Regions from separate parts of the Homo sapiens genome. Here all the other regions are linked to region 3. A link is a contact called in ENCODE Hi-C or POLR2A ChIA-PET data. All regions are on one chromosome and are shown on one strand. Each heading gives the region's core, a stretch centred on a gene start or an enhancer-like site at or near the end of the contact. The rest is flanking DNA. Distances are from core to core; before and after follow the strand shown.

Evidence for each region. A loop is a pair of places that touch in the nucleus more often than their neighbours do. ChIA-PET counts read pairs that join two places held with the same protein, here RNA polymerase II (POLR2A). Pooled maps may share reads with other maps.
Region 1: a loop to region 3 is called in a map of CD4-positive, alpha-beta memory T cell, with 32 times the contacts of the local background. The contact joins the promoter of CCT4 here to the promoter of RAB1A in region 3. A Hi-C loop is called at or near these places in 2 of 168 maps with a recorded cell type or tissue (CD4-positive, alpha-beta memory T cell and naive thymus-derived CD4-positive, alpha-beta T cell) and 7 of 50 pooled maps. POLR2A ChIA-PET finds 5 or more read pairs at or near these places in 1 of 52 experiments (T-cell).
Region 2: a map of naive thymus-derived CD4-positive, alpha-beta T cell shows a loop between it and region 3 (19-fold over the local background). The contact joins the promoter of XPO1 here to the promoter of RAB1A in region 3. A Hi-C loop is called at or near these places in 1 of 168 maps with a recorded cell type or tissue (naive thymus-derived CD4-positive, alpha-beta T cell) and 9 of 50 pooled maps. POLR2A ChIA-PET finds 5 or more read pairs at or near these places in 1 of 52 experiments (CD4-positive, alpha-beta T cell).
Region 4: a map of naive thymus-derived CD4-positive, alpha-beta T cell shows a loop between it and region 3 (11-fold over the local background). The contact joins the promoter of PPP3R1 here to the promoter of RAB1A in region 3. A Hi-C loop is called at or near these places in 1 of 168 maps with a recorded cell type or tissue (naive thymus-derived CD4-positive, alpha-beta T cell), 1 of 37 single-sample maps with no recorded cell type and 13 of 50 pooled maps.
Region 5: POLR2A ChIA-PET joins it to region 3 with 10 read pairs in HepG2. The contact joins the enhancer-like site here to the promoter of RAB1A in region 3. POLR2A ChIA-PET finds 5 or more read pairs at or near these places in 2 of 52 experiments (A673 and HepG2).
Region 6: a loop to region 3 is called in a pooled map, with 7 times the contacts of the local background. The contact joins the promoter of MXD1 here to the promoter of RAB1A in region 3. A Hi-C loop is called at or near these places in 1 of 50 pooled maps. POLR2A ChIA-PET finds 5 or more read pairs at or near these places in 2 of 52 experiments (RWPE1 and activated B cell).
Region 7: a loop to region 3 is called in a pooled map, with 24 times the contacts of the local background. The contact joins the promoter of USP34-DT here to the promoter of RAB1A in region 3. A Hi-C loop is called at or near these places in 6 of 50 pooled maps.

The regions. Positions count from the first base shown.
Region 1 is chr2:61,887,266-61,889,965 of GRCh38, reverse strand. CCT4 (chaperonin containing TCP1 subunit 4) reads left to right here and starts at 1,310. Exons shown (of 14, transcript NM_006430.4): 1 at 1,310-1,585. The coding sequence starts at 1,459. It also overlaps a transcript of COMMD1 not described here. RefSeq lists enhancers at 41-600, 1,540-1,619, 1,161-1,720, 1,721-2,282.
Region 2 is chr2:61,537,042-61,539,741 of GRCh38, reverse strand. XPO1 (exportin 1) reads left to right here and starts at 1,386. Exons shown (of 25, transcript NM_003400.4): 1 at 1,386-2,180. RefSeq lists enhancers at 44-833, 1,402-1,661 and a silencer at 772-911.
Region 3 is chr2:65,128,711-65,131,410 of GRCh38, reverse strand. RAB1A (RAB1A, member RAS oncogene family) reads left to right here and starts at 1,305. Exons shown (of 6, transcript NM_004161.5): 1 at 1,305-1,518. The coding sequence starts at 1,496. RefSeq lists silencers at 807-1,156, 1,657-1,706 and enhancers at 1,009-1,522, 1,267-1,526, 1,523-2,037.
Region 4 is chr2:68,251,091-68,253,790 of GRCh38, reverse strand. It overlaps PPP3R1 (protein phosphatase 3 regulatory subunit B, alpha), which reads left to right and starts at 1,259. Exons shown (of 6, transcript NM_000945.4): 1 at 1,259-1,666. The coding sequence starts at 1,664. It overlaps PPP3R1-AS1 (PPP3R1 and CNRIP1 antisense RNA 1), which reads right to left and starts at 2,188. Exons shown (of 2, transcript XR_001739527.2): 1 at 2,057-2,188. RefSeq lists an enhancer at 140-809 and silencers at 900-1,339, 1,600-1,649, 1,830-1,939.
Region 5 is chr2:61,670,239-61,672,938 of GRCh38, reverse strand. No RefSeq gene overlaps it. Among named protein-coding and RNA genes, the nearest start is that of XPO1, 130 kb to the right of the region's middle. RefSeq lists an enhancer at 1,706-1,945. Within about 2 kb of position 1,363, at least 26 of the 41 ENCODE cell types and tissues checked have a DNase peak (open chromatin) inside an H3K27ac peak, as active enhancers do.
Region 6 is chr2:69,913,708-69,916,407 of GRCh38, reverse strand. It overlaps MXD1 (MAX dimerization protein 1), which reads right to left and starts at 1,299. Exons shown (of 6, transcript NM_002357.4): 1 at 1,005-1,299; 2 at 188-287. The coding sequence starts at 1,077. RefSeq lists a silencer at 696-925 and enhancers at 1,576-1,775, 1,876-1,985, 1,468-2,073, 2,086-2,135.
Region 7 is chr2:61,469,805-61,472,504 of GRCh38, reverse strand. It overlaps USP34-DT (USP34 divergent transcript), which reads right to left and starts at 1,409. Exons shown (of 3, transcript NR_185882.1): 1 at 1,126-1,409. It overlaps USP34 (ubiquitin specific peptidase 34), which reads left to right and starts at 1,418. Exons shown (of 80, transcript NM_014709.4): 1 at 1,418-1,855. The coding sequence starts at 1,813. RefSeq lists silencers at 1,167-1,476, 1,507-1,586, 1,677-2,096.

The sequences.
Region 1 (2,700 bases), core at 61-2,560, 3.2 Mb after region 3:
TTCAGTTCCTTCTTTGGGCTCCAGTTCTCTCACCTTTTAAGTAAAGGATTATTGTGAGGACTAAACGAGATATAAAACGTGTAAAGGTTTAGCACTGTGCTTAGCAGATAACGGAAATAAATGATCTTTATTATAATGTTTACGTTCCCTAAGAGTCAGTGGCTACGTCATGCAGGAGACACTAGTGTAGAACAAGCGGGCGGTGGTAACTAGACAGACCTGATTTGGCAGTCTGTCAAACCTCCACCACCCAGTATCAACCAATACGAGATAACTAACCTCGCCTCATTCCAAATCTCCCTTTTCTGACTCCCTTTCAAAATGAACAAAACTGCATAAAATGCAGGTCTATGTGGCCGGGCAAAAACAGACTCAGTCATATCCCTTAGAGAGTTATTCCGGCGCCCACCCCACCTCGCGGATAGATCCAGCCGGAGTTAAAGGAGGGCACCTCCGGGTGGGCGCGGTGGCTCACGCCTGTAATCCCAGTACTTTGAAACGCTGAGGAGGGTGGACCGCTTTGAGCCGGGGAGGTCAGACCAGCCTGGGCAACACAGCGAAACCCAGTCTCGCTATGTTTCGAATACAAAAATTCGCTAGGCATGGTGGCGGGCACCTGTCGTCCTGGCTAGTTGGGAGGCTGTGGCGGGAGGATCGCTTGGGCCCCGGAGGTCGAGGCTGCAGTGAGCCAAGATCGCCCCACTGCACTCCCGCCTGGACGACAGAGCGAGACTCTGTCAAAAAAAAAAAAAAAAAAAAAAAAGGCCGGGCTTCGTGGCTGACGCCTGTAATCCCAACACTTTGGGAGCCCGAGGCGGGTGGATCACCTGAGGTCGGGAGTTCGAGACCGGCCTGGCCAACATGGTGAAACCCTGTCTCTACTAAAAATACAAAAATTAGCTGGGCATGGTGGCGGACGCCTGTAATCCCAGCTACTCGGGAGGCTGAGGAGGATCGCTTGAACCTGGGAGGCGGAGGCTGCAGTGAGCCGAGATTTTGCGCCACTGCACTCCAGCCTGGGCAACAGAGTGAGACTGTATCCAAAAAAAGAAAAAAAAAAAAAAAAAAAGGAGGGGACCTCATAGCCGTGCAAGGTGGAGTGAGGAAATGCGGATGTCCTCACCACTCGCCTTTAAAATCGCGCGTTGTCATTGCTGCCTCGCGTAAAGGTTCCCCCGGCGCTCTTCACCCACAGCGCCCCGGGCGTACAATCTCGCCAGCCCGGAGCCCACCGCACGCATCCTCCTCGCCCGGCGCGCAGCGGACAGCCTCCTACGTCACGCCAGCGCCGCGCGGCAAGGAAGGCCCCCTTCTCCGCCTCCGCCTCCTCCCGACGCCGGCGCCGCTTTCTGGAAGGTTCGTGAAGGCAGTGAGGGCTTACCGTTATTACACTGCGGCCGGCCAGAATCCGGGTCCATCCGTCCTTCCCGAGCCAACCCAGACACAGCGGAGTTTGCCATGCCCGAGAATGTGGCACCCCGGAGCGGGGCGACTGCCGGGGCTGCCGGCGGCCGCGGGAAAGGCGCCTATCAGGACCGCGACAAGCCAGCCCAGATCCGCTTCAGCAACATTTCCGCCGCCAAAGGTATCACTCTCATGGCCTGACCCGCGGCGCCGCGGGGTTGTGCTCTGCGCTCTCATCGTGGGCTTGAGCGGGTTTGGCTCATTTCCCATTTCTTCGGGTGATCCTCTCTTGTCCTCCCTATAGAAGCAGCCCAGTGGAGGGATCCTTATTTCTGTTTTTCTGCCGATGATCGCCAACCCGGAGTATGGAGGCCTTTGGACTTGCCCCATTTTGCATCTTAATCTCCCTTAGTTTTTCATCCTGCACTGTGCATCATTCATATTGGAGCCGAAAGCAGTTCAAAATGCCGAGGATTGCATGCAGTCTTCACTAGGGATCTGACGCTTGAGGGCTGTCGCTTATTGCTTATTGGAACTGGTAGAATGCACAGTATCTTTCAGCTTTGTTATTCTTATTTAAAGAACTATTAAATAAACTTCACTTGGCACAACTGTTGAGACGAATTGGGTGAACTCTCCGAGTCTAAATTGGGGCGGGGCCCATTGTACTGGGATGGATGTGGGAACCGACTTACGTGTCGTGTTTGAAATAGTTGCGGAAAAGTTACGTTGATGTCGTCTCCGCATGTGCAGTGAAACATAGGCAAATCAAGAAACAATTATTTGTTTTTTTTGTGGAAGTGTGTGGCACACGTTGGAAATCAGGAAGACCAGAGTTTCATTCTCTGCTTCCGTTACTTCATGTCTTAGTGACCTGTAACCTCTGTGCCAAAGATTCACTTATAAAATTGGAGGAAAATGTTTGCTTTTTAGAGTTAAGATTAAGAGAAATCGAGTTGAAATAGAAAAATCTGGAAGGAAAAGTCAGGACAGAGGTTTAGAGATCTTGCCCGAGTGTATATTGAGTATAGTAGTTCTTTTGGGTTGGAGAATAGTAGTATGTTTACAGAAGAGGTGAGATTAGAAAGCTAGGTTGGGGCAGATGTTAAAGGCCTGGTGTCCTGGAAAGTATTTGGCTTAATCTCCCCCAGCTATGGGATCATTTCTTTTTAGCCATCGTGTAGGCTTGCTGTGAGGATTCAGTGAGAAAGCATATAAAGACCCACGTATATAAAGTACACCTTACATGTGTTTGCAGTCATCAGCCCAAGTAACTGGGAATGTGATGGCGCTAAG
Region 2 (2,700 bases), core at 137-2,636, 3.6 Mb after region 3:
AGGTCTGAAAATCATCCAAAATAATTCTGGTACATCTAAACATTGAGTTGTTGCGTTTTTCTTTATTGGAGGGGGAGTTAGAATAAGTGGTGCTTTGAGGTTAGCCATAGTCCATCGTGGATGAACATTTGCTAAAGAAAATTGTTATTAATTCAATAAATCATTTATCTACCTCTTGGTGGCACAAAGGGCCTAGTAAATTTTGGTGGGCTATTTGCTCTTAAGCAAAGAACAATCTGTAAAGCTGATTTGGAGGACGCTTGGGAACAAACGAGAGGCAACCACGTGAAAGGCAACGTGCATGTGACTTTCACAGAAAATACTATTTGATGATGATTTAGTACGTGAAGTGCAGCTAGGGTAAAAGGAAAATCTGAGTGTTGCAGATCAAGGGCACCAGGTGGGACGCAGTTGGCATGCAAGCTCAGCCAGCCAAAACATGCGCTGTCAAACCAATCACTTGGGATTACAATGTTTTGGTTTTCAGGAAAGGTTGCTTGTTGAAGCAGCCAAATTCCAGCCTGGAGAGACAGAGTTGAAATTTTAAGGAGACTTTCCCAAGAAGTATTTCGATATCTTTTCCGACACCCTGAGAAGATCACGAGGCGCCAAGAATGCACGCCCTGCGCCTCACCCCAACCCCTCTCTCAGCTACCTGGCCCCAAAACCAGGCCTCTAAAATGGATTAGAGAGGTCTGGGGCCTAAAATTGGCCTCGGAAGCGTTCTTTTTCCCTCTTTTCTCCACCCCTTCCAGAGTTCAAAACTGGGTGTGCCCTCCCTTTTCCGAACGCAGCCCCCATCCGAAGGGCGGATCCTGATTCCCGCGGGCTCAGGCCCCCGCAGGTTGGCGGGAGCCGGTGGGGGCGGGCCGGCCGAGTCCGGGGGAAGCAAAGAGAACGCTGCCGCGCGCCCCGATCAAACTCGCGCCGCCACCAGCTCACGAGCTGCGCCCCACCCTCTCCGTCACCGAAGAGGCCCAGCCAATGAGCGGGCGAGAAAGGCCGGGCCTGCGAACTAGGCACCGGGAGGGAGAGGGCCGCAGGGGGAAGGGAAGTCGAGAGCTCGAGGGCGGGCTGCTCTTGATTGACAGCTCGTTCGAACGAATCCTCCACGCGGCTTTCCTTCGCTCTCTTTTCTACTCATCCCTGCTCTTCGTCCCACCTCCTCCTCCTCCACCCCTCTCCTCTTGCCTTTCGACCCTCCCCACTTCCCCTCCCCCACTCTGCGGGCAAATCGCTGCTGAAAAGAGGTAGGGGCCGAAGCGGCGGGCTCGTGTGGAGCCGTGAGGCGGGATTGACTGGCGCTCGGGCCAATGAGAGATAGGCTCATGGCGCGGCTGTAGCTGGAACTGACCAATAGGAGGGCGGGCTGGGGGCGGAGGCCCAGGTTCCAAACGCTCCGCGGCGCCATGGGCTGAAAACTCAACCGAGATGGAATCTCCCAGTCTGAACCGGTTTCAACCGGTTCCGAGTTTGAGGCACTAGGAGGAGGGGGAGAAGCGGCTGCAGCGGCCGCGGCAGGAGCAGCGGGAGCTACAGCATCAGCAAGAGCAACAGTAGCTACAGCCCCGGCGGCGGTGCCTGTTCCAGTCTTTGCTGCTGCAGTCCGTGCAACCACCCAGAGGGGGAGGGGGGAACCACCAGTCGCTGAGGAACAAGAGAAGGGGGGAAAGTTTAGGCGAGCCTTGGGGGGGGGGGGGCCAGCGCCGGAGCCGCGTGAGAGAGGGAGCCGTGTTTTGGTAGGGGGGAGTCGGACTGCAACTGGCAGCAGAGCGTCTCCCCGGCCGTGTGGACTCTACACCCCCTACTCCTGCCGCTTCTGCTGCTGCCTGTGGCTGGAGGGTCCCCCTGGGGCTGAATCTTTGGGACTTGACCCCGTTCCCTCCCCCTTCCCTCACTCCCCAGCCGGGCGGGAGCATTTATTCCCCAGATTAATTCCCCTTTTGGGGGGGGGCGGGTGTGTGTGTGTGTGTGTGTGTGTGTGTGTGTTGGGGGAAGCGTCCCTGAAATAGTAAATATTATTGAGCTCTTTTTGCCCTTTTCCTGTCCGTTTTTTTAATTTCCTTTTTTGAGGTGGGAAAACTGAAACCCACCTTGATTCGTCCCCTCTCCCCCCTCCCCACCTTCCCTCGCCCTAATCCCCCAACGAGGAAGGAAGGAGCAGTTGGTTCAATCTCTGGGTAAGTCGACTGTGTCTTCGGGGCCGAGGGTCGGGCGGCGGCGCGGCCGGGCGGGCGGGAGGAGGCCGGCGTGGGGCGCGGCGGCGGCGGCCGCGGGAAGCGAGCCCGGGAGGCGGCGGGCGGGCCGGGGGCGCGGCGGGCCCACAGCGGAGCCTGCGATTGAATGGAGCCGCTTTTGCCGCTGGGGGATGGAGGCGGGGAGGCGGCCTCGGGAGGGGAGCGCTTGCTGGGTCATTCGCGTGTGCGGGTGGCGGTGGAGGAAGGCGAGGAGTGTGATAGTGAAGCGGGGCCCCGCGCGGGGTGGGAGGGGTTCCCCAGCCCCTGGGGCTGGGGAGAAGTTGGGGTGATTTCAGGAACATCTCTGTAAATTATTAGGAGTGGAAGTTTCCAGAAATATTTAGTGCAGCAGCATTGAAACGTCCGCCTGCATCACGTGGCCCCCTCGGTGGAGAGCTTGGGATGGGGGAGGGAGGGGCTGCCGACTCCCTGTTCCTCCAGCAAGGAAACTCGAAAGCTCTCC
Region 3 (2,700 bases), core at 56-2,555:
GACAATTTTCTTAGTTCTTAGAAGTTGGAAGATAAACTTTGGACAATGTATTACACTATGCCCTTTGTAATTAAATAACTCAAGATAATGTGTTAAAGTTTAGCGGAGATTTAAATTCCTGAGCTGATTAAAGAGAGCTGTTAAGGCCATAGGTTTTTTAAAAATGAGTTAATATTACTCCCAGAAATTGTAGGCACTATATAGTGATGAATTGCCTATTTTTATTGCTTATTATTTTCCAGTCTTGCAGAATGGCTCAGGGTTAGTAGCAACTAAAAGATAATACATTACAATTCAACCTGAAGGCCGGGACGAAGGTAGGAATTGGATTTTAGGCTGGCTCTGGGCTGTGTCCCTCCCATCCATGGGATGTGGAGCCATTGAAGGTTGTGGGGTCACGATGCAGGTGCTGTCTCAGAAAGATACATCCGACTGTGTGTGCAAATGGGCTGGGGCGGAGAGGAGAGAGAGAGGTAGAGTCCATTTGGAGACTACTGCAATAGCCAGGCTGACGAGTTAAGAGCGGGGCACAGTAAGAATGGGAAGAAATCTAAGAAGAAAATGGTAGTGCGCGGGGCCAACAATGGACGATGACCGAACCCAGGTGGGGATGGGTGAGTGACGAGAAGAACCGCTCCGTGCCGTCCAGGGAGCCCCTTGACTTCCCTTCTGTTCTTAGAGCGGACGTCCTCCTACCAGCCCCCAACCAGCGCCACCAGGGTGGCGCAAGCCTCAAGCTGGTCAGGTCAGCAACAGCCGCAACGGAGGCAGGAGCCGACACGCTCGTACCCCGGCCCCCTCCCCGCCCCCGCACCCCCGGCAGTCCCTCCGGTTTGACCACTCCCCCCGGTCCCTTGCCTCCCCCGACCCCCAGCCTCCGTCGGCCGCCGGCACCACCCTCCGCCCCTCTCCGCCCCCTCCCCCGTGGGGCGCTGACTCGCCCGGCTGCCACGTCTCACTGATGACATCACTAGGGCAGCTCGGCCTTAGCCAATCCGCCAGGGGGAGTCCGAGCGAAGTCCTAGCCAGCGAGTCAGAGGGGAGGGGAGCAGGGAGGGGCCGAGGGTGGGGAGGTGAGGGAGTGGGGAATGGGGCGGGCGACAACCCTTCAGGTACGCATGCCCCAGAGGCGCGGCGCTTGGCGGGAAGCTGAGTCCTGGCCTTGCGTCGCACTGTCTGTCCTCAGCTCGCGTAGCCGCGCTCGCGACTCCCTTTCCCGGCATGCCAGGCGGTGCGGCCGCCCTCTGGGCCGTGTAAAGGCCCCTCGGTCTAAGGCTTCCCTATTTCCTGGTTCGCCGGCGGCCATTTTGGGTGGAAGCGATAGCTGAGTGGCGGCGGCTGCTGATTGTGTTCTAGGGGACGGAGTAGGGGAAGACGTTTGCTCTCCCGGAACAGCCTATCTCATTCCTTTCTTTCGATTACCCGTGGCGCGGAGAGTCAGGGCGGCGGCTGCGGCAGCAAGGGCGGCGGTGGCGGCGGCGGCAGCTGCAGTGACATGTCCAGCATGAATCCCGAATAGTGAGTTCAGGAGAGCACCGGTCGGCTGGGTCCGTGGGCCAGCTTGGGGGATCTTAAAGGGGTCGAGGAGGGTTGGGGCAGAAGTCGGGGCATCGGCTGGGGTGAGGCGAGGGTGATGGGTCAGGAGAGGCTGGCGGCCGGGAGTCGGGCCCCATTGTCTGACGCGGAGGGGCGGCCGCGCGGGGGAGGGGTCGGGCCGGAGGGGTGAGCCGCCCGGGCCTGGACCGGGTCAGGTTAGAGGGCCTGACTGCGGGGCGGGTGCTGAGGAAGCCTGCCGAGGGGCCTGGGGCGGTGTGAAGGGGTATCTTCTCTCGGAGGCAGTGACTTTTGAAGGAGGACTTGTCTCTAAGGGGAGGGGATGGGGTGGGAGAGCCCTTCTAGAGGGCACTGTCAGACCCTGCGCCCGCACTCTGCGGAGCTGTCAGGATCTTCGGGGTAGAAACCAGCTTTACTTGTAAATCCTGAGCTTGTTGGCTCTCTCTCCTTCCATCCTCCCCGCCAGGTTTCAGGTAATATGGATGCTTTTCGGGACTGCGTGGGATTGAGGGGAATGAGTAGATGGTGAGAAGCAACTGAACATTTATTAGTTCTCTTTTTGAGTTGTGTCTTGGAGGAGTTGTTTAAGAGCTCGCCGGGTCCATTGCCCTCCTATAAAAACCTGGGCATTTGTGAGAATTTTGTTTTTTTTTTTTTTAAAGAGGACACCTAAGTCATTTTGTCTTCTGTGGGTCAAGGGAAAAAAAAAAAACTAAAGCCAAGAAATGTCTTTTTGATACTCGCAGATTAAAGGAAGCTTGCTGTCAAGTTGAAAGAGAAACGAACGGGACCTATGATAGATCTGTATGTAGGTTTTGGATTACCTGCTTGGATGCTTGCAGATAGGGAATGAGGTTCCATGACGTGTCATGAAAAGTTAATGCATTTCTTTTTCTTGCTTACTCAAGAAGTCACCACAGCAGATGTGACACACCTGGCACCTTTCCTGGGAACTGGTGTTCACTTCCCTTGGGTAGAGTTTGTTGGGCTCTCCTCAATGGCCCTTTAAAAATTTCCTCTACAGTTTACATGCATGTAAAGTAATGAATAATTGGAAGAGACCGAATTGGTATTCCTTTTCAGTGTCAAAGGCCTTTGAGGGATGGGGGAACATCAGTATTTGTTGTAAAAGTTGAGTTTATTTGC
Region 4 (2,700 bases), core at 10-2,509, 3.1 Mb before region 3:
AATAATTAGCACATAAAAAGAATAAAGTTCTCATGTAAGGATCATTAAGACTTTTTTAAAAAAAAACAACACAATGGCTTTTTATAAAATGACTCAAAGGCTTTATCAATAAGGAGTTTCCGATCACTCAGAAAACATCCTCTCTCTCTCTCTCACACACACACACACACACACACACACTCTCAAACACACACGAGTGCGGGCGATTATCAAGGCTTGTAAAGGAATAACTGGTTAAAATAGTTGCAAAATGTTTTCTTCGTTATCCTCATCACACCTCTCCTGACAGCTTTATTTCTTCTCTCGAACATAAATTTCCTCCTTATGCTTTTCTGGATGTAATTTCCTATTGTAATCTGAATTTTCTGGGAAGATAATTGCCACAGGAGTGGATATAGCTCTACTAAAAGGATAAGCGGGCAATCTACATTCGAGTTTTTTTCTTTTTTTAAACAAAAACTGATGGACTCCGCCAAAGGGGAGTCTGGACGGTTTATGGGAATGCAGAGCTGGGTGGAAAGTCTTTCTGCGAGTGGGAAGTATCCCTTCTCCTCGTTTGCCCAGGTTCTCCCCACGCCTCGGGCTGCGGCCAGCTTTGGCTCGCTTCTCTGTCTTTGCAACCTGGTTCCTGACTCTGCCAATTCATATTACAGATGGGCCTGCGGGTGCTGCACCGGGGTGACAGCAGTCCTGATGGGCCGTGCAATTCTGTAGTGGATCCAAGTCGGTACACGGATGCACAGATACCTTTGACTGCCTCTCGCAGGACTTGGATTTTTCCTGTTTTTTGGTGCGGCATCCGGGTGGTTCTGACACCCTAAGACTGCTCCTCTGCTCCTCCTCTCCCGCAAGGCTTCCACTCCAGGGCCCCTGTCCCCCTTTCGCTAGCACTCGCGCACCCCTCGCGCTTCCTCCCGCCGGGGAACCCTCGCATTTCCTCCTTCCCCTCCCAGCCTTGCCTTCTTCCCCGCCCGCCTCCAGCCACATGACCGGAAGGGCTCCGCCACGCGACGTCACCGACGTCCGCGCCCCCGCCCCTGGCCTCCCCCCACCCTGCACGCAAGGGGCGGCCGGCTGAGGGGCGAACGTGGTCCGCGCGCTCAGCGTTCCCCAACCAGAGCTCGCCAGAGCGCCGCGGCACTCGCCGCCCAGCGGGGCGCGCAGGTTCCCGGATGTGCGGCGCTCGCGGAAGCCCCGCCCCCGCCCCGCGCGCTGCAGCACTCCGCTTTCCCCTCCCTCTCCGCCCTCCCCTTTTTTCGTGCCTTGAGGTTGCGGGTCAGCGCGAGCCGCTGCAGTGAGTCCGTCACGGCTCCGGCGCGAGCGCGAGGCTGCAGCCCCCGAGTTTCCCGGCCGTCTTCGCCCCCTCTCCCCCTCCTTTCTTCTTCTCTGCCTCTCCTGCCTCTCGCCGCTGCTCCTCCCGCGCTCTCCGGCTCTGAATCTCGACCTTAATTTATTTCCCCCTACCCTGCCCGCTCCCTCGCGTGCCCAATCGCCCGGCCGGCGCGGGCCCCGCGGCGCCGCCTCCCCTCCCCCACGCGCGCCCCCTCCCCGCCGGCGACCCGAGGGCCGCAGCTGGGCCGCCGCCGCCGTTTCCTGCGAGCCAGCCTGAGCGCAACACTTCTCCGAGCCAGCGAGCCAGCGAGCCGCCGACCCGCCGAGCAAAATGGTGAGACCTTGGCTTCCTCGATGCACCATCCCTCCCCCTACTGCCGCCGTCCGGGTCGGGTGCGGGGGCGAGCCCCGACGCCCCCGGTCGGCTGTCCCCCGTGGAAAATTCCAGAGACCCGGGCCCGGCGGGTCCCGCGGCGGTTGCGGGCGAGCCGGAGAGGGCGGCGGGGCGGCTGCTGACAGGACGGCGGCGGGGCCCCCGCGCCCGCCCCCGGCCTCTGCGGGGCGCCCCTCTGCTGCTCGGCCGCCGCCCCGCCGTCGCCCCACCCCCGCGCCGCCGGTCCCGCCCGGCATCGACCCCCGCGGGCACCGCTGACCATCAGCCCGGCGCACTCTCCTTCTCGCGACCCTCCTCCACGTGGAGCACCCCCCTCCCCTCCACACTCACTCTGTTTTTCGAGTTCGAGGGTATTCTGAAATCCTTTGGAAATAACAATATGTGGCAAATGGCACTTTACATAAGACCCACTTACTCTCCAGAGCTGCTGCTGCTTCCACTCACTGCCTGTTTCCCAGCAGTGAGTCTTGGCAGGGAACCCTGCCACTCACTTCCCCTCTCCTGCGAGCGTCGGTTTAGCTGCGGTGCGCAGCCCTGCGGGGTTTCCGTTCGCTGCTGCTTTGCTCGCTGCCCTGGCGAACCGGAAAGATCCAAGGTGTTTGTTCACGAAAACATACGCGAACTTGGTTTGGGAGAAATGGGGGCGCTTAATTTTTCATGCTTCCGTTACTACCAAGGGTTTTTTCATTTTCTTTGGTACCTTCTTGTGTCTCTCTCTTGGAGTGGTTGTTTTTGAATCATGGCGATTTTAATTTGTCTTTCCTTACCCTCACATTAATCCCTAGGTAGAATTCGCTGCTGTAGTGTTTCAGACCGACGCTAGGGGTGTGTCTCCCGCCTCTGTCGCTGCAGCCAAGAAATCAACGACGCCCTTTTAGCCTGTTACCTTACCGGTTCTCTCGCTCGGGGAAGCCCTAGTCGTTAGTTTCCTCTTTGTAATCAAGAGTTGTATACACAGTAGAGAAAGTTCAGAG
Region 5 (2,700 bases), core at 114-2,613, 3.5 Mb after region 3:
CCGGGCCTGGAATTATTATATAAAAAACTTTTTTATATTCCTAGAAATCTGTAAGGCAAAAATAAAAAATAAAGACAGAAAAAGAAAAAAAAACTAACTTTTTACTTCTCCGAGTATTTTTCACTACTTTTCATAGTATTTAAATGTTTATGTTTATGATTATTCTTATCATCATTATTATTATTATTATTTTGAGACGGAGTCTCACTCTGTCGCCCATTCTGGAGTGCAGTGGCAAGATCTCGTCTCACTGCAACCTCTGCCTCCCAGGCTCAAGTTAGTCTCCTGCCTCAGCCTCCCGAGTAGCTGGGATTACAGGTGTGTGCCACCATGTCTGGCTAATTTTTTTGCATTTTTGGTAGAGATGGGGTTTCGCTATGTTGCCCAGGCTGGTCTTGAACTCCTGGCCTCAAATGATCTGCCCGCCTCGGCCTCCCAAAGTGCTGGGATTGCAGGCATGAGCCACTGCACCCAGCCTTATTTATTTTTCAATTTAAAAAATGATACAAAAATGTCATCAAGAAAATTTTTTTTCTTTAATGGATTCATGCTTTTTAGGACAACATTCAAGGCTCTTCAAAATGAGCCCCTAGCCCCACAATTTCACCTCTACCATTCCCATCCACCCTTCCCTCACCCAGAATTATCCTAGGTGATGCTTTTCGTTCTATTTCACTCCCTCCACCATTCCTCTCACTGGAATGTCTTCCCTCCTCCTGTATTAATCAAAATAATACTCATCTTCCCGGGAAGCCCAGGCATGACTTCCCTTTCTCTGGGATGCTTGTGCTCCCATCTGAATTAAATTGTCCCTCCTTGGTGCTGAGGCGGTAGTTTGTTTACACCTCTAGCAGAGCACAGTTTGGCTTGCACTATTGTCACTTGTGTCTAGTGTCTCCCTTGCCAGCATTTATTCTCCACTTTCCTTGCCTCTTCTGTGAAATAAATGTTCATTTCAAAATATTTATTCAGAGCATTGCATGTTCCATACATAAATCCACGCTTAAATTATTCAGCTCCTGGAGATACACAGCTCAGCCATGTGGGCAATTACTTCAAGTCACAAAATGCTATTTTGTATTAATTTGTATTTGAAGAGAGTGCAGGAATGCATTAAACATGTCTATAGCTGTCTGGTGTTTATTCACTGACAATGAGCCGGAATTATTACTTCACTTTAAGCCTTTCTCTGGTGATTTGTTTACAGAGAGTTGTGCTAAATAGCTGAATTGTTGTCATGACCCTTTGCCTAGATCTTTTCAAAACAGTCATTAGATTTGTGTTTTACATAACACATACACACACAAAATCTCATAACCAGGAGGAAAACTGAAAACAATTTAGAATTTTAAACTTCAGCATGAGTTAAGATTAGGTTTACGGTAATGGGGATAGCCCATGATTTTGTAACTCAACAATAATATAATTTTTGCCACTTGAAAGTACTAAGTTTCTGTGGTTGCCAAAAGTAAACTGTGACAGTGTGTAGAATGAACTAATAACTGTAAATGAACTTGATCAGTAGGGCTCCTCCCGGTAAATCAAATAATTAGTCAATTTTTGCTGTGTTGGAGACTACAGTTTCAGGTCCCCAAGTGGGAGTAGCTCTTAAAGCAAAAGTGGCAGCGCATTATCATTTGTAAATTTCCACTAACAAGCAAGCCTGACTGTGTCTTTTGGCAGCCAGGGCTGTGACCTTTCTAACAGCCCAGTGTTTGTCATTGTTTTGTTTATGAGCATCTATATATGCCAGGGAAGATCTGGGGAGAGAGATTCAGAAAAAGAAAACTGAAACTAAGAAGGAAATCAAAAGCAAAAAGCCAGAAACTACTTCTTTAGCCTTTTCTTTATGATCTTAGGACTTCAGGGACCTTGAAAGATTGATTTCCTTTCACTCAAGTTTCTCATAAAATTAGCTTTGGCTCATACATCTGTTACACAGTAGTTAATTTTACAAGATAAGCAGTACAGGGGAAATGTATCTGAGGGAAAAATCGAGTGCTGGAAGCTCAAGAGACACTTATAAGGTCACAGAACAAAGCTAGTAAGTAAAATGGTCCTACTATAGACCTGCAAATAGCAAAGGGTCTGCCTTGGGTTAATTTCAGTATATCTTTCATGACATTTCACTTTTCTTCTCCAGCAGCATTAAATATAAGTGGGCTTTACTGAACCTGTTCTGAGAGAGCCTTTTGAATTGCTCAGCCAAAGAGCAATCATGATTCAAGTTCATGAAATGTGAACTTTGTATTTTAGCATCCACTTCCCTGTAATGATCTCAAGACTGTACTAGCCACAGCAATGAATGTATTAACCAGTTCTTCATGTTCACAGCTACTTATGCCATTCTTAGATACTAAATGTGCTTTCACAAAAGCACCACTGGCTATCCCACTAGTAGCAATTATTAGTAGTCTTTTAAATTCAATCTTCTCGCCCAATATAAGGAGTCCCAGAGGTTGGCTGGGCGTGGTGGCTCACACCTGTAATCCCAATAGTTTGAGAGGCCGAGGCAGGTGGATCACCTGAGGTCAGGAGTTCGAGACAAGCCTGGCCAACATGGTGAAACCCTGTCTCTACTAAAAATACAAAAAAATTATCCAGGCATGGTGGTGAGAGCCTGTAATCACAGCTACTCAGGAGGCTGAGGCAGGAGAATCACTTGAACCTGGTAGTTGGAGGTTGCAGTGAGCCAAGATG
Region 6 (2,700 bases), core at 50-2,549, 4.8 Mb before region 3:
TTTCAGTTCCCTCAACCCAAACAGAAACAGCTTCCTGCAATGGCTTAAGTCCATGTGTACATTACTGAATCATGACGGCCACAATGTAATTTTATAGGGTTATAATCACAACAGAAAACTTACATTCAGCAGTTTGTGTCACCTACAATATAATCTAAAAGACAGAAAGAAGTATTTACCAAATTACCTGCTACTGCTGTTATTCTTTTTGGATTTGTTCCTCCGTTTTAAGGCATCTCTGTCCTTGTTATTGTATGGTAACATGGAGGCATAACCATGTTCAGCTTCTAGAAAACAGGAGGATCCAGTTAATGAATGGGCCCAGAATATTTAATGCTCTCTCCTCTCTACAGTATTTCCTTTTTCCTTTATTTATCTTTAAAAGAATATTGTGGAAATAATTAAATGGAGTAAGGTGGAATTCTGAGAACAATGATTTAAAAAAAAATTGTGTGAATATCGTCAATTCGGAGCAGGTGTAAGGAGGATTCCAGCTGCTCATTGTTGAGAAAGACACAGTAGTGGCTAGGCTCACGCAGCCTGGGTTTCCCACTGGCTACATCCAGCAGGTTGGTGCGGGTTAAGTGGAACCAGCTCAGGCGAAGGTGCGGGGCAAGCACCGTGAGCCGGGGACCGGGAGGCGCTGCTCCTCTGCCCAGGAGACTGGGGCGCCGGGCCCACCTGGGGGCCGGCCGGGACCAGCCCGGGTGAGGTAAACCAGGGAGGCTATCGGAGGGGGCCCCGGCCACCCACTCGTGAAGGGCTGGGGAAGGGGCGGCGTTCGGGACCCCGGCGGGCGGCAGCCCCTTCTCCACCCCATTCATTGCTTTGGGGCAGCGGCGGCTTCCCTTCGGACCGCGCGTGGGGAGAGCCAGAGGGGTTGGGAGCGCTCGCGGTCTCCCCGCCTCCAACCACCCCCGGAGCGGCTGGGCGCCCGGACCTGAGGCCGGCCCCACAGGACCCCCGGCCTCGTTTCGAGTGGACCCCTCCCCGTCCCCGTGCACCTCTCTCCCGCCGCTCCAGATAGTCGGCCGCCTCCAGCAGCATCTGGATGTTCATCCGAACCGCCGCCGCCATTCTGCACCGGGGGCCGGAGCCACGGGACCAACCCCCACTGCCCACGGGCTCGCTGCCGCCGCCGGACCGCTGTGGAGCCCGCTATGGAGCCCGCTGTGGAGCCCGCTGTGGACCCCGCGGAGCAGGGCTGAGGGAGCCTCTCTGGCAACCACGCTCGACAAGAGAGGGAGGGGGCCAGTGAGCTGGGCACCGCCGACACAGTGACAGAACCCGGAGCAGAGCAGCAGCCGCCACCGCCGCGGAGTGTTTATCCCCGACTCACCATCTCCCCGCCCCCAGCCCCTTCTCTTGACAGGCCAGCTTCGGCCGCGTTCCTCATTGGGCCCCCCAAAGAATGCCCCGCCCCTACACTTGTGCGATTGGGAGAGGGCTTCAGGGCTCCACCCCGCAAAGTCCGCTCCTCTCGCTGGTTGGTCACACTTGACAAGGCCCGGGCTCCACCCCCTCTTTCCAACTGGTGACAGGATTCGCAACTCCGCCTCGTGCTCCTTCCTTGTTTCCCATTGGTTCTATACCAACAACCCGGGCCCCCTTTTGCTTTGTTAGTATTGGCCAAGAGCTGCAGAAGGCAAGCACCTCGCCGGTCTCCCATTGGTGAAGCCTTCGGAAACCTCCCAGCTACGATGATGTCACCTTTCTCCAGGCCAGGCGAGCCCTAAGTGGCTGATGGTCAGCAGCCTGGCTGCTCCTCACCGGGTCTGGCATTGGCTGGGAGGGCCGGTCCGGCGCTGGGCGGCGCTGATTCACCAGCCGCTGCGGAGCTCTGCTCCACCCGGCCTTGCCTCGGACCTGTTGCCAAGACCTGTCCCCGGGGAAAACTTCCGGGGACCTGCCAGGCGTCCATCGAATGGAAGGCTGGCACCTCGTGTCGCCTGGGCGCTCTGCCCCGCTTGGGTTCGGGGCCGGAGCCCTCGGTCTGGTGGCCGCGGCCCTGGAGGTTCTGGGCTTCGCGGAACTCGGGCTGGCGAGGGCCCAGCCTCGAATCCTCCCGAAGAGCGGTGCAGGCTAGTGGCCGGTGAGCCGGGAGCTAGGGCAGGCGCCACGTGGCTGCTGCGGGGCTTGAGAAGAAAAGCCGGCCGTTGTTAAATGCTCGCCGCTCGGCGTTTTTTCTGCCCTCAAGAAAGAGCTGGAATCGGGCTGCAGTATACAGCATTGAGCTCATGCGCCTTTTCCGCACCCCCCTCCACCCCCGGGAAGTGATGGAATAATTAATTACTTTCACGCGAGCGGCTTTTTAAAGCTCAGAGACTTCCTGAACCTACAGAATGGCATTAAACCCTAAGATTCTTTGCTTAAATCTCTTTTGGGGTTTTCCCCTCCCTTTTAATTCTAGATGAAAACACTCACAAGATTATTGTTTTTGTTTGTTTGTTTTGAAAGGGAGTTTTGCTCTTGTCGCCCAGGCTGGAGTGCAATGGCGCGATCTCGGCTCACTGCAACCTCCTTCTCCCGGGTTCAAGCGATTCTCCTGCCTCAACCTTCTGAGTAGCTGGGATTACAGGTGCCCACCACCACGCCCGGCTAATTTTTGTATTTTTAGTAGAGACGGGGTTTCACCATGTTGGCCAGGCTGGTCTCGAACTCTTGACCTCAGGTGATCCACCCACCTCAGCCTCCCAAAGT
Region 7 (2,700 bases), core at 160-2,659, 3.7 Mb after region 3:
GCACCACTGCACTCTAACCTTGGCGACAGAGTGAGACTTTGTCTCAAAAAAAAAAAATTCAAATAAAAATAATTGGGGTTGTGTTGGCAGGGAAAAAAGGGATACGTGGGAATGTATGTTGAGTGGACAACGAATGTCTGCCTCAGGATCCAAAGTAAGTCTGCAAAAACCCAATTCTGTGAGAAAGACAAGGAAGAAGGGAAGATGATGGTAGAATAGAACTACAATCCTAAGGATCACCTGCTAGTGGGAAACAAAACGGGTTGGGCAGACTGTTTATAGTATCAACTTCAAGCAGCAGAAAGGCAAAGCATTTGGAACCAGGTGGTTCTGGCATGGAGAGATGGGCGTGCCATAACCTCCACAAAAGCTATCGAGAGAATGACTACAGAGCCTTGACAGACACTCTGGTTACCGTTCAGAGATTCTGTACACGATCTTTCGGACTTTGCAGTCACATGTCTATGTAAACACGTTGAACACAAAAATTAGCAAGCAAGGGGTAAGTGCCGGCGTGAGGAAAATTCCCTTACAAGCTTCAGCTGACTGCCCCCTTCACCTGTTCTTTATCTTAATATCCTTGTTATTCGCTCTCTGCTGAAGAAGATTTCTTGCTATTTCAGGTGGGGCTGATGGGCACATCGTGAGGGGCCCTCTTCCGTAAAAACGAGACGATGTCAGGCAAACACTCCTTACCCTGCCATTTCTAGTTACGTCAAGGATCTTACTGCTCCAGGACGGAGGACCTTCAAGGAACTGCAGGGTAGCGATAATCACCGATGCAGTTAAGCCGGGCCCTGGGCTGATTCACTCTCAGACCCCGGGGGGAGTGGCCCTTGCGCCCGAAAGAGGGCTACGGCGTAGACCCGGCCCGGCACCCAAGTTGACTCCTTGCTTCCCGTACCCCAAAAGCCTAAGCGCGGAAGAGGCCGGGGACACCAAAGAAACCCGCACCAACTCCCCGACCCAGGCCCTGGGGAAAAATGGCGAAGCCCAGGGGCGGGGGACAGGACGGAGCGAGTGACCTGGCGCTCCCCGGGCCTCAGAGCCCGTGGAGTGGGTCGTGGTGGGCGACGCCACGCAACCGCGACCCGTCCGTTGCCTCCGCCATCTTCTCCTACTCACCCGGACTCCCCCCGCGGCCGCGCTGGCTTCGCGTTTCCCTTCCGGCCGCTGACAGAGATCCGGGCTGGGCGGGGTGGGCGAGCGCGCGGAGGGGGTGGACCGAGGGCGGGGAGGCCGGACGGAAGAGGAAAGGGAGGGCGGCGAGCCGGCCACGGCGGGGTGTGGAGCGTGCGGCGTGTGTGCGGAGGGAGAGGTGGGGGGCGGAGGAGAGGCGAGAAAGGGAGGGAGGCGGAGGAATGAGAGCGCGAGGCGCCTCTCGTCCGCTCCTAAGCCCGGGCGGAAAGAGCCGAGCGCAGCCCGAGCGCTCTGTTAAAATGGCGGCGGCGTCGGCGGTGGCCGCGGCGTCTGGTCGGTGAAGTGACTCTGCTGCTTCTCTCCCCACCCGCCCCCTCCCCCCCTCTCCCCTCCCCCCGTCCTTCCCCCCCTTCCCCGCCGCCGGCGCCTCGGCGCCCCTCCGGCCTGCGCACCTCCCCTCGCTCCCCTCCTCTCCCCCTCCCGCTGCGGGGACCGCCGGCCCCCTCCCCCATTCTCTTGCTCCCCGCCCCGTCCCCGCCGCCGCCCGCCCTAGTCGCCTCCCCGCCCCGCCGGCCGGCCGGCCCCCTCCTCCGCCTCTCTCCCCTCCCCCCCGCCGGTCGGGATCAGTCAGTGTGATCCGAAGCGGGGGAGGGGGGGGGCGGCGGCCGAACGATGTGCGAGAACTGCGCAGACCTGGTGGAGGTGTTAAATGAAAGTAAGTAGCCGCGGTAGCGGCCTGTCGGGGTGCACGGTTTGGGGTCCTCGCGCAGCTCTCTGGCCTCCCCGGGCTGCCGCGGCCTGCGGGAGGCGACGGCCGGGCCGGGCGGCGTGCGGGCCTAGCGCCCCGGGAAGGTGCGCGGTGGCGCGGCCGCCGCGGCGCCTCGGGCCCAGCCCGGCCGGGTTACCTGGGCGCCCGAGAGGCGGCCGCCGCGGAGCTCCGGCTCGGCCTGGCCCGGGCGCTCTGGGCTCTCGGAAAGTTTCCTCATTACAGGTGTCAATTAATGAAGGCAGTAATGAACCCCTCGCCGCCTTCGCCTCCTTCGCCCTGCCGGGAAGGTGCGGGGAGGTGGGGTCGGAGGACGAGGCTTTCCTCCGCAGTCCAAATCCTCCGGCCGCCCTCTTTGATTTCCAGCGTGCTGCCGAGGCCTCTCTTACCTGCTAATTTTCATTAAACTCCCGGGAGCAGGGTGGTGGTTTTTCCCTCCCTTGCGGGTTTGTGGGTGTCTTAAACACTTCAGCCAGACCTTAAATAGCTGAAAACGAACTGTGATAGTGATGATTGGAACCTTCATACCTATTTTTAAAATAAATTTGTTAATGATGTTTCTTAGTGTAGCATTCACCGCTTTAATGGTACATTCTGTTAAGCAGAGCACTGTACTACACATACCATCCCGGGATAGTTATGGCCTATCTCTCTTGGAAGGAAAGGCCTTTTACCTGGTACTTTACTTTTTATTATTAAAAAGGGTACGTTGATCTTTTCTGGCCTTTTTATTTTATTCTCGACCCTTGCAAGATGGTATTTCAGCTTATAGAAGATATATTGCAAATCAACTA